Regions from separate parts of the Homo sapiens genome. Here region 2 is linked to region 1. Evidence: chromatin contacts called from ENCODE Hi-C or POLR2A ChIA-PET data. All regions are on one chromosome and are shown on one strand. The core of a region is the stretch at or near the end of the contact, and the rest is flanking DNA. Distances in the headings are between cores, read along the strand shown.

Region 1 (6,112 bases), core at 572-3,071:
CTGAGACCTGGTCTTTCATTCTTTCTTAAAAAAAAAAAATGCAAATTGATGGATGGGTTTCAATTGATGCGTAAAATGCTTCCCTTGAGAGCAAGACAGGAGGGCCAGGGAAGGGGGAAACAGGCAGTTGACATAACTCTCACAGCCTAACTGCCGAGAATTCGGACTTGGAGGTAAATTCGAGGACGCACCCGAGGAGCAGGCGAGGCTGCCTCCCAGCAGGACGGCCTGGCACCGGGGCGCACTGCTGGGGACCTGACTCCCTCGTGTCCCCTCACCCCAGGGACTCGCAGCTGGCCCGCGCGCCAGGGTACACACGGGCTGCGGGAGAAGGTGAAAGTTAGGATGCAGCACGAGCTCCGAGAGTGGCCTGGGCTGTGCCTCCTAAGAGAACAGCCGAGGTCCCCGGCGGCTCTGGGAAGCTGCCCCTGGGCCGGGAGAGCGGGAGGCGGCGACGCAAGGACGCGCCCGGAGCCTGGGCGCGCCGGGGGCGGGCGTTTGGCTGGAAGTGGGGCAGTGTCTCCTATGGGAAAGCGAGACCCGGCGAGCTCTTTGGCTGCTTTTCCAGTTTCCGAGGTGCCCGCCCCCGCGCGCCTGAGGCAGCGCAGCCCGGAGGGCGAACGAATGGCGGTTGGCAAACTTTGAGTGAGAGTGCGCTCCGGATCCGAATTGCCGAATTGTGGCTGCGGCAGGGTCGGCCGAGACACAAGTTCGCTTTTTCCGCCTGCCCGATGGGCCTTAGGGAGACTTCAGCTCCAGCTTGGTGGAGCGCCTCGCCCGAGGGAGTTGTGTCACTTTGCTCAGGGGCAGGGAGGGCGGCGCCCTGGGCGGGTGGGGAAGGGTCCCTGTGGCCCCTGGGGTCCCAAGCGCCTCTTCCCTCGTCTCCCCTCCCACCGGCCCCTCCCAGTCTTCTCTGCCTCGCTCCTTCCCGGGGCTGGCTGGACCGGCGCGGACTTGCCCCAGACCTACGGGGAGCGCCCCAGGTCTTTAATGACAGCTTAAATGTGGCTGTTGGAAAAGTCGAAAGGGATGTGGCTGACGTGGGGCGTGTTTCGCTCCTTTGCAAGAGTCGGAAAGGGAGTTGGGAGCCGCGCGGCTGGCCCCAGGCCCCCGCGCCTCGCCGCCAGCAAGTAGGTGGGGGAGCCGCCGCCGCCGCCAGCCCCATCCCGCTCCCAAGCCTCGCCCGCTGCGCCCTGGCCGCGGGCGCCGAGAGGGTGCGGGGCCTCGCCGTGCCTCCTCCACCCTGCTCATTAACCTGCCTGCTCCGCTCCGCTCCGGGCGGCCCCAGACACGGGTTTCCCGCGGCAGCACCCGCGGCCCGCCCGGCGCAGCCGCCGCCCCGACCCCCCGGCTCCGGGGGGCAATGAGGGGGCAGTGGAAGGGGCACTGCTCCTCGGGCATTACTTAGAGAAACGAGACCGTCCCGCCCTCTCGCCGGCCCTCCCTCTCTCCCGCCCGGGCCCGCGCAATTCTCCGCCAGAGGGTAAGTTGGGAGTGTTTCGCCCCCACCGACAGCTCTCCCTCCCTTTCCTTTTTTTTTTCCTTCAAAGTTTTCTTAGAAGTGGGAGCCGGGTGGGGGAGGAAGAAGGTCTGGTCAGCCTCCGTCCTTTACCCTATCTCTCCGGTCTAACTTGTCCCCCCCTCCCCCCTCCCCTCCATCCCCTGCGCGCCGCTGCCCCTCCGGAGCTGCGCTCGGGAATGACAATTGGAGCGCGGCTCCTTTAAGAGCCCGGCTTTGCCTCCCGGTAGCTGAAGGTCATTAAACACAAAAGCTCTCAGCGCTGCGGTCCAATATAGCGCATGCGCCCTGCCCGAGGACTGGCAGAGAGACGGCAATATGGCGAGAATGCCTGGCAGCGGGGACTGTAACACCAGCGCGGGCGGCAGCGCCAGCGCTGCCGCCGCCGCCGCCGAGAACAATGGGGAGCGGGGCGAGGGCGAGCGCGGCGCGGGGGGCCGCGGCCGCCGCCACAGCCGTCCGCACTACTGCAGCGCGGGCGAGGAGGAGGAGGAAGAGGAGGAGGAGGACGAGATCCAGGAGGTGCAGATAACGGGGGACGAGGAGGAGGAGGAGGACGGAGGTGGGGGGCTGGAGGAGGACGAGGAGGAGGAGGAAGAGGAGGAGATGGGGCTGGACTGGGACGAGCCCCTGGAGCCCGAGGACTCGGCCGGGGAGGAGCTGGAGCCCGAGCCGGTCCATATGATCAATATGGACCAGAGCGCCGCGCTGGAGCCCGAGGCGCCGCCGCGACTGCTGGCGCCCCGGGCCCGCGGTGGGCCGCCCGGGGACGGCTCCGAGCTGGACCCCGACGTGCTGCAGCGCCCCGAGCGGGCCCGGCTGAGCGAGAACACCCGGCTGGCCACCCGCTACGCCGTGCGCATCTTCCGGGAGTACCTGAGCGAGAAGGCGCAGAGCCCGGACTTCGAGACCATGGACAAGGGGGCGCTGTGCCGCGTGCTGCGCTCCTTCTATGCCGAGGCCCGCTCCAAAAGCGGCCAGCTCTACAGCAAGTCGTCGCTCATCAGCATCCGCAGCTCCCTCAACCGCTACCTCAATGAGCCCCCGTACTGCCGCACGCTCGACCTCACCAAGGACCCCGAGCTGCGCAGCGCCAACCTGACGCTGGCCGCGGTCATCCGCAAGCTCGAGGAGCAGGGCGCCGGGCCGGTGGTGCAGAAGCAAGCCATCACGCGCGCCGACCTGCGCAAGCTGTACACCTCCAGCGTCTTCAGCACCAACACGCCCTTCGGGCTGCTCAACAAGGTCTGGTTCGAGACGTGCATGTACTTCTGTACCCGCGGCCGCGAGAACCAGCGTGAGTTGGAGGAGGACTCTTTTGGGCTGGCCATGGACGAGGACGGTCGCAAGTTCGTCTACTTCAAGTCCCTCGGGCCCTACCACAAGTCGCGCTCGTCGTCGTGGAGCAAGAAGCGCGCCGAGAGCAGCGACGAGGAGAACTTGCCCCGCATGTATGAGACGGGCACCGAGTTCTGCCCCTACGCCAGCTTCGTCAAGTACCTGTCGAAACGCAACCCTCTCTGCAAGGCGTTCTTCCAGCGGCCCCGGGACCACTGCAGCGAGGGCGATGTGACCTGGTACGAGAACAAAGCCATCGGCAAGAACTTGCTAGGCACTCGGATGCAGATGCTCTCCAAGGCGGCCAAGCTCTCCAAGACCTACACCAACCACTGCATCGGCGCCGTCTCCATCGCCACGCTCAACAGCATCGCGGGCATTGGCACCAAGCTGGGCTCGCCCGCCCCGCAGGGCTGCTACGCCGAGGCTCTGAACGGGGCGGCACGGCACCACTCCCACCACCCCCCCACCCATCCCTCCCACCACCACCGCCCCCAGCCGCCCTCGCTGGGGAACACTTACATCCTCCCCAAAGACAGCCAGGTCGGGCCCGACGTGAAATCCGAGGCTGCGCCCAAGCGCGCCCTGTACGAGTCTGTGTTCGGGTCGGGGGAAATCTGCGGCCCCACTTCCCCCAAAAGACTTTGTATCCGCCCCTCGGAGCCTGTGGATGCGGTGGTGGTGGTTTCCGTGAAACACGACCCCCTGCCTCTTCTTCCAGAAGCCAATGGGCACAGAAGCACCAATTCTCCCACAATAGTTTCACCTGCTATTGTTTCCCCCACCCAGGTAACCAAACCAAACTCTATGCATGAAATGTTTCTTTGGTACCACTTCGGGACTAACTTTTGTGCTAATGCAGCTCTGGGTAGGGGGGAAGTTTTAAAAAGTAGGTAATGTACTGAATCGGATTTCGTTTCACCCTTAGAAGTTAACTCTCTTGGTGCTTTTTGGGAAACTTTACACCTAACCTTAAAAGATGTGAGAGAGGGCATGCTACCTAACAAATCACTGCTGTGCAGTAAGGCGAAAAACTTCAAAGTTCGCCGAACAAAAGGATTAGCTCACTCTTGCAGCCGCTCTTCATTGAATGCATGAGTTTTATAAGGCAAAGACTGCGAGAACACTGTAAATGTAAAGGAAGCAGTTACTTAAGACATATTTGAATCAAGTAACCCTTAAAAGACTCTATTACGTATTCGCCATGACCTTAGAAGGTAGAAAAACAGTTATAAATTATTGAAAAGAAAACGTGCCAATCCCACTTCCTGTAGCTTTTTTTTTTTTTTTTAAAGAAAAGGGGTGGAGAGTGGAGAGCCAGGCAGTTGAGTGCCAGTTTATACTGTAACATGTAGTTGAATGTAAACTGGCAGTGTGGGGTGCAATTTCCATAAACTAAAGTGGGAACGTGGTATCTGCAATTCCAGTCAGGCTACAAATTGGAGTATGGGCCTGTGGTGCCCAGCACTGTGGGCACTGAAACATTGCTGTCTCCCCCTAGCCCCACGGAGCTCACTATCTAGGGGGCAGATAATACCTACGAAGTAGATAATTAGAGTAAGAGTGCTATCCCAGCAGCTGAGTCAGCATGGACAAATCACTTCACTTCTCCTTGGCTTCACTATCCTCATCAAAGAGGAAGAAACTATTTCCACCCTAACATGATTTAAGTCTAAGCAGTGCCAAATTCTGGGTCGAGACTGGGGCCTCTAGTGTTAGATTCTTCTTTCCTTATTTTCCCCAAGGTAGTATTTTCGTGAGTATTATTAAAGTTATATTCATGTTTTGGACACTCTCTAGTCTAGGAGTCAGAAACCAGGGGTCTTTGGACACTGTGTTCTATTCTGCAGGCAGGAGTACCCACTGGAGGTTTTACAACTTTGACCTGCCTGCCATCAAGCAGAAGTAGGAATTTTGCAGGTCTGAAGGTATAGTGCAGGCCCTCCAGGAACATATGTCAGGTACCTCTGTGCTTTTTCCAAAGTGGAAATTCCAGTTCTGGACACACTGACCCTTTCAAACGTTTACCAGCTAATGGGCAAGCCTCAAGGCCAACTGAGAAAGGGGCTGCGAGTGGTAATATAAACACCAAAGTTCTCTAAAATACACAAGACCTGTAGGCTATGTGTCTTCTGTACTTCAGGTGTGTAGTCTATTTCTGACAGGTTGTGTTAGTGAATTTTAAGAATGGAGAGGAGAATTTAGGGTTTGCTTTTTCTTTGAAAGCAAAAATAAATGTTCATATTCTTCTGATACAGTAAAAACCCTTGAAATGCCCTAATTTAGAATAGCACCTGATTAATTAAGAGTTAAAAGTCTAAGAAAGTTTATTAAGGCGTGCATGGCCTTGGGATAACAATGAAACCATTTGTCTACTGGCATCTGTCTGCTGGTTTCTTGACACCAGTGTAATATAGAATTGTGACGTAAAGAACCACAAAATATAAGAGGGTTTCGTTTCATTGGTTTTGTTTTGTTCTAAGGAATGCAGTCTTTCAGTCATTATCTTTTATTTACCTGAGTAAAATAAATCAGTTCCAAAAAACTGTATACTGATGCTTTTATTATTCTTGCATTATTGTCAGGTAACTCCTAAGTTAAATATAGATTTGAGTGTCCATATATGGCTTATATGATTATTATGGCTCTCAAACAAGATCTTAGCTCCAAGTCCCTGTTAGTTAAAACACTACAAAAAGTTTTCAGTTTGCACATTTTTAGTAGTCAGCTTTTCACTTATGAAGTCTGAGCAGTCGAAGTATTGCTCAGTAGAAAGCTGAGAGCAAACTTTTTCCTTCTTTGTATATTAAAATCACTGTAAGAGTTGAGGTTCAGTGCATTTCCTGGGGCTTAATGCCTAGCTGAGGTTGCTGGCCTGTGGCATTGCTTTGGGTCATCAACTCTTCTGGCTGGTCATTAATCCGCAGGAAATGCCCTGTGCAGCTCCAGCTTCAGTCATTATTACTTAATCATAAACATAGGCTCTCTAGCCTAATACTGACTGGACTTTATCAAGTAGTGTCATACGGAATTCCACTGTTGACCATCTTAGAGACATCTCGATAACAGACAGGTCACACACTGATGTTTTGATTTTCTACTAATGTTGCAAGTTTCCCTAAAGATGAAGAGCCTGCTTCTTTAAATGCATTTACTCTTTTTACTTCTTGAGGGTGTTGTTAAGTATATTATTTATGGGACTGGTTAAAAAATGAATGCATTCAAGGATTAACAAAGATTATGGAATGTGTGATT
Region 2 (6,170 bases), core at 2,653-5,152, 100 kb before region 1:
AATAGCCTACTTGGTGAATTTAAAATAGCAGTGGATCCGTTTGTCTCCTGGATAATGGGCAGTGTGCCGATTTATTCCTCGTGTTTGTATTTGTGTGGCATTTGGCTTACTACGAGGGGCTGATATTCAGGAAACTAAAACACTGACTGCAACAGTTTGACTCGGGAGTCCTGCTGCTGCCTGAATGGAAAGAATTGTGAGCAGTGGTTATGATGACAGTAGGTTAAATGTTTACTAATTAGGTTGCAAAGGTGACCATGAAACTTTAAAACTTTGCATCACGGAGAAAACTTCATTGGGTTAGGCTTATGTTAAGAAGAAGGTATCTAATTAGGCAAAAATGTCACACAGCCGGGAAGAAATTTTGAAATGAATTGAGGGTGAAAGATATTTGTCAAAAATCTCCCACCACAGTATGCAAAACGACTGCAGTGATTTTGCTGTATTAATTATGCCTGAAGCACAATATATAAAGTTCTCCAACACACACTAGATGTCTCTCTTCTAGCTGTAAGATTTTTGTGTTTGTAATTCTTTGCCAGGGCTTGCATAGTAGGGGTGCACAGTAATAGCTTGTTTCATATTTACTTAAGTAATGTGATTTACCGACCATTCAACTTACTCTGATGTGAGATATTTATTTTGGGGGAAGCCTTCAGTAATCATTGTACAAATTATGCCACTTAAGTATTAGGAAAGTAACTTCAGTAAGACTTCAACTAGATGATGATGAAAGCGTATTATTCGATTTGCGTTGAATAATGCATTATGGACCTTTTGGCATCAAATTATTTATCCAAAGCAATTTAGGTTTTTAAATGTAAGAGTAATTAGTGACAGATGTATTTTATCAGAGAACTTTCTTAAACTTCCATTTAGCTCTGCATTTAGCAATAACAATTGCTTGCACAAATGCTTTCTTGTCTTAATGTTTCTGAATCAGAGTGATAGTTTTCTACTTCTGATGTGATGTTTTTAGCTAAGGTCTTTTCCCATTTGCATTGCATTTGAGTCATTCAAATGATGTTTGTGAACCATTACTTCACCAACGTTTTTATTTAGTGTTTATTAAACTGCATTTCTGAACCTTCTTTTGGACTGCAGTTTATAATTTCCCAAGCAAACAGAGCATTTATTTGCTCCATCTTTAGGACGAACTATCTTGGGAATAAAAGTGAAATTTTTGGATGCAAGCATGTATGCTTATTTTAATAGCTTACTCATGCAGAAGTGAGACACAACTCGCTCTGGCTTTTCATTCATAAAAACATGCTAGATGTAAATAATGTTTTGCTTGTTGATGAGTTTGGTTTGAGATAACTGAAGAAAACAAAACAGATTATCCTTTAAGCATAATAAGCCTGTGTTCATTAGGTCCATTCATTCATTCATTGAACAAATATTTGTGCTTGCTGTATAGGAACTACTGTGTTAAATGCTGGAGACACAATGGTGAGAAAAAGCATTCAGAGCCTCCAATCTCATGGAGCTTATAGTCCAGACAGAGAGGCAGACATTCATCGAATAACTGAACAACTGACAGAGATGAGTGCTTTGAAGGAAGAGGAATATGGGGTTCTGGTAGCATTAACTTAAAGAGGGCCAAAATGGCCTGGACCAGGGTCAGAAGTGCCACACACTGAGATCTAAAGGATGAAGGGGCCTGGGCAAGAGAGACAGAACAGAGACGAAGTTCCAGGGAGAAAAAAGAAGGAACAGTATTTTACCAAGCCAGGAGAGGCTTAGCAAAGGGGGAGGAACTCAGGGCTTAACTGGCTGGAGTAAGAGACGGAGGAAGCAGTGATGCAGACTGCAGGGACAGGCACCTGGTCTTCACCCAAGAGTAAGTGATGGGGAGGATTGGGAGAGGGGCAGCAGTAATCAGATTGGTGTTTGGAAAGAATAACTCTGCTGGCACTCTGGGAAGTGGTCAGAGGGACCCAGATGGATGAAGCATAGCCCTTGGAAGGCTATTATAGTCATCCAGGCAAGAGAAGATATAGCTGGGGTTAGGGTAGGGGAAATACTGATGGAAGGGTTTGAGATCTATGTAGAGGGGAAAGTTTACAGAACCTAATAAAGGGTTGGCCATAGGTGAACAAGAAGAGAGAAGTGTCAAGTGGACACCTAAGTTTCGGGCATGTTAATTGAATAGACGCGGGAATTCTGAAGCCTGGGTGGATTTTGTATCTTTCACGTCATTTCTAATAGCCAGATTAAGTAGCAGTGAGAAGCCTCATTCACATCCGGTGTAACAGCATTCACAAAGGAAACCAAAGCATCTAGTCATTCTTTAATCCCTCCCTCCATTTGTTCAACAATTGGGTCTGGAGTGCCTACAGTGTATCAGGCACTCATCGGCCGGCTCTTTTTATCCTGTTATCCAAAATGCTTTTCCTTTATGAAGTGTACCATGTGGTTCCATTTATCCAAGTCTGACTAAGTTGGAATTCATCATTGAAGTAGGCCTATGTTGAGCCTTCTGAAACAAACCTGTGCCTTATAGTGCAAATTAATTGTATTAAAATATTATAAACATGTCAGATGATTATGAAATGAATGGTTGGATGCTTTTTAAAAGTCCGTTTACATACAAATAACTGACACAATTATGCAAATCACTCAACTGAAGACACTTTGAATATCACTCTCTCCATAGGGGTTTGATGTACAAATGCAATTCCATAAGCTACTTTTCTTGGTGGTTCTCATGTGGATGGCCCTGAGGGCAAATTCCAGTTGGAAAAACAACCATCATTTTGGCCTATTCCTTTTTCTCTATAAAAATGGGAACGATGTCATCTCTCTAACCTGCCTTACAGGATTGTTAAGAGGAAAAATAAGAGTATGTCCAACTGAAGTGCATATAAGTAGTATCAATCAACCCCAAAGGGCACTTTCTCTGGAGGAGCCACCCCAAGTCTGGCCCCTGCTGTCTCAGTCCCTCGGTCCATATCAGTCTCACCTTATCTCAGCTGCCTCTGAAACCCCAGGCACTGGTAACATCCATGGCTAAGATTTAGGGAACAAGTAGCAGAGGCCGTCTGGAATACCTATCTCCCTGAGCCCTCCAAACAAGACTGTGAGGCAAGTAGTATTCTGCACCCATCTTGTTCTGCACCCACCCTAGGTAACATGCCCGAAACCTCGGTGTCCACTTGACACTTCTCTCTTGTTCACCTATGGCCAACCCTTTATTAGACTCTGTACACTTTACCTTCTTCTTCTTCTTCTTCTTCTTTTTTTTTTTTTTTTTTGAGACCGAGTTTTGCTCTGTCACCCAGGCTGGAGTACAGTGGCTCGATCTCGGCTCACTGCAACCTCCCCCTCCTAGGCTCAAGCGATTCTCCTGTCTCAGCCTCCTGAGTAGCTGGGACTACAGGTGCCCGCCACCATGATCGGCTAATTTTTCTATTCTTAGTAGAGGTGGGGTTTCACCATTTTGGCCAAGCTGGTCTCGAACTCCTGACCTCAAGTGATCCGCCCACCTCGGCCTCCCAAAGTGCTGGGATTACAGGTGTGAGCCACCACACTCGGCCAACTTTACCTTCTAAATAGATCTCAGACTCTTCCATCAGTGTTCCCCCTACCCTAACCCTAGCTGTACCTCCTCTTGCCTGGAGGATTAGAAAGGTTATATCCGTTTCCTGAAGTCAAAGACTAGGCTAGTGGCAGAGCAGGGATTCTAACTCAGCTGGCTGACTACAAAACCCTGCCATTAGCCCCCATTAGCCGTTCTGCTTTCTCATCTACACCCATAGTCCTTTCTGTCCAGGACATACTATTTAAGCCCTTTTCAAGGGCACTTGGCAAAGGGCTTGCTTGTTCTGCCACCGGCTTCCATTCCTCCTGTTCTCTCTTCGCCCCCACCTCTGTATCTCCCTGCCACACCAGCACCCTGCTGTTATGCCAAGAGAGAAAGAAAAAAAACAAAAACAGTGTGAGATTGTTGTGAGAGATTGTTGTGATCAGAACATGTGAATTGGTCTCTATCTCTTGCTGAGCAAATCGTTTGCTCACAAGTACTCTGTCATGCTGACCAAAATAGGGATTTGTTTTCTATCCAATGGGAACTGACAACAATTCAGCCCTTGCTGCCGACACCAACGCTGCTATTAAGAAGAAGAGTTATGAACTGAAGAGAATGTTAACGAGATAGATTTCAAATGCTGGCTAGAGGAAGGGATATTCTTCCTGATAAATCTTTCCAAAGCATCTACTGCTATCATCACTGACTTGTTTTTGTAGCACTTTCACTTTGCTGGAAATTTGTAGCCAATGGAACAGAAAATGTGTGTAAAACAAAAGACCCAGACTTTCTATGTGAGGGGGAGAAAAAGCTACATTGGTCCATGGTACTGATCCTTCTCTATCCTACCCATCCATTCCCACCACCCCATATGCAAATCCCACTCCATCTCTGTCTGTGCTGTATTTTCTTGGTTAAATTACTGAATCTCTCTAAGCTTCAGTTTTCTGAACTACAAATGAGGTAATAATATGAGATCATTGTAAAGGAGATAATAATAGTCCTAGAGTTGTTCAGAGAATAAAATGAGATGTAACAGGATGTATATGCCTAGCACAAAATAAGCACTCAGAAAATATCCATATATTGTTAAGAGCAGGGACTGTGTTTATTCACCTTTGCTTTCTCAGTTCCTTAATACAGTGCCTGGCACACAGGATAAGTGCTCAATAAATAACTGTTGGATACATGAACACATAATTTCAGGGGACGCAAGAATAAAGCCAGATGTTGATTTCACTTCCCTGTAAGTACTTTTTGCCATTGACAAGAGGACCCAAGTTCTGCCAGATACCCTCACCTGCTGGTTATGGGCTTTTTCTAACCAATTAGATCAATCATTTGGGAACAGATCAAATTTGATCTGGGGAAGCATTGATGCTAAGTAGGACGTTGCCTCAAAGATGGTCCTGTTTTGCCTTTTGATTACTCATGTGGAGGTCGTCCTGTGCACAGTTGTCATGGGATTTCCAAAATCTGCAGACACTTACGCTATGAAATGATGCAAATGCACCACTAGGTTCTGAACCCCCACAATGGGAGTCACTGAATTTGCGTATTAACACTGAGAAGAAACACGGGACCCGGTCTGATACCCATTCCATCCAGCAGATGGCAGTGACACACATTGGCAAGTAAACTTGGAATCGCCTCTGGTCTTGCTGTTAGTTTCTCACCATTGCCTCTCTCTCCTGGAAAAGGAAAGCCCAGCCAGCTTTAAAAAGCTGCCTTTTCCCAGCACTTTGGGAGGCCGAGGCAGGTGGATCACGAGGTCAGGATATCGAGACCATCCTGGCCAACATGGTGAAACCCCATCTCTACGAAAATACAAAAAAATTAGCCGGGCGTGGTGGCGCGTGCCTGTAGTCCCAGCTACTCGGGAGGCTGGGGCAGAAGAATCGCTTGAACCCAGGAGGCGGAGGTTGCAGTGAGCTGAGATTGCGCCACTGTACTCCAGCCTGGGCGACAGAGCAAGACTCTGTCTCAAAAAAACACACAAAAAAACAAAAAAGCTGTCTTTGCTCCTTCACCGAAACAACCGAGGCTCAACGGGGACAGCTGGAAGGATCAGCACCTCCGAGCCGTCTGTTTCTTCCTGGGCTGTGGGGCAGGGAGGAGAAAGAAAGCAGACCTTGTTATCTGGTGCAATCCACTTACTGCCAGTTTCCCAGAGATATGGACCATAAGAGGCCTGCTTTCCTGTTTATTTAATCAAATCAACAGAAGAAAGTGCTGTTAACCTCCAGCGTCTACCATGCTCTGGGTTGAGAGCACTTGATGCCAAAAGTGATCAGGAATACTAGTAAAGATAATAACCCAGTCTTAGGCAGTCACGTGCTGCCAGGGAATGGAACAGTGTCTATGCTGCTGAAGACCCATGTGAAGTCCTCTCATGTGGGGTCGTGAAATGACTTGGTTCTTCTGGTTGCTTAGAAATAGAGACCCACTGTTAATTGTGTGACCCCAAAGCTTTGGTTTCATTATCTATACAATGTGGGTGAGGAAAACCACCTCAGAGGGTTGTTGTAAGTACTGAATATGTAACACCAATACAATGCCTCTAAGTGCCAGACTGTTTTTCAAGGGCTTTGCAAGATATTACTTGTGTAATCCTCATCCATCACCTAAGAGGGTGATATTA

The links. A loop is a pair of places that touch in the nucleus more often than their neighbours do. ChIA-PET counts read pairs that join two places held with the same protein, here RNA polymerase II (POLR2A). Pooled maps may share reads with other maps.
Region 2: a map of dorsolateral prefrontal cortex shows a loop between it and region 1 (4-fold over the local background). The contact joins the enhancer-like site here to the promoter of KCTD1 in region 1. A Hi-C loop is called at or near these places in 48 of 168 maps with a recorded cell type or tissue (Caco-2, Calu3, GM12878 and 33 more), 31 of 37 single-sample maps with no recorded cell type and 45 of 50 pooled maps. POLR2A ChIA-PET finds 5 or more read pairs at or near these places in 9 of 52 experiments (HCT116, HEK293, MCF 10A and 4 more).

What each region holds. Positions count from the first base shown.
Region 1 is chr18:26,544,262-26,550,373 of GRCh38, reverse strand. It overlaps KCTD1 (potassium channel tetramerization domain containing 1), which reads left to right and starts at 1,821. Exons shown (of 5, transcript NM_001142730.3): 1 at 1,821-3,646. The coding sequence starts at 1,838. It overlaps LOC124904273 (a long non-coding RNA gene), which reads right to left and starts at 3,514. Exons shown (of 2, transcript XR_007066321.1): 1 at 3,380-3,514. RefSeq lists silencers at 780-879, 890-1,019, 1,110-1,339, 1,930-1,989, 2,100-2,209 and 2 more and enhancers at 246-887, 888-1,529, 1,595-1,889, 2,520-2,609, 2,630-2,679 and 1 more.
Region 2 is chr18:26,648,871-26,655,040 of GRCh38, reverse strand. It overlaps a transcript of KCTD1 not described here. Among named protein-coding and RNA genes, the nearest start is that of PCAT18, 52 kb to the left of the region's middle. RefSeq lists an enhancer at 3,526-4,027. Within about 2 kb of position 3,902, at least 3 of the 41 ENCODE cell types and tissues checked have a DNase peak (open chromatin) inside an H3K27ac peak, as active enhancers do; they include dorsolateral prefrontal cortex and thyroid gland, where a contact is called at or near this core.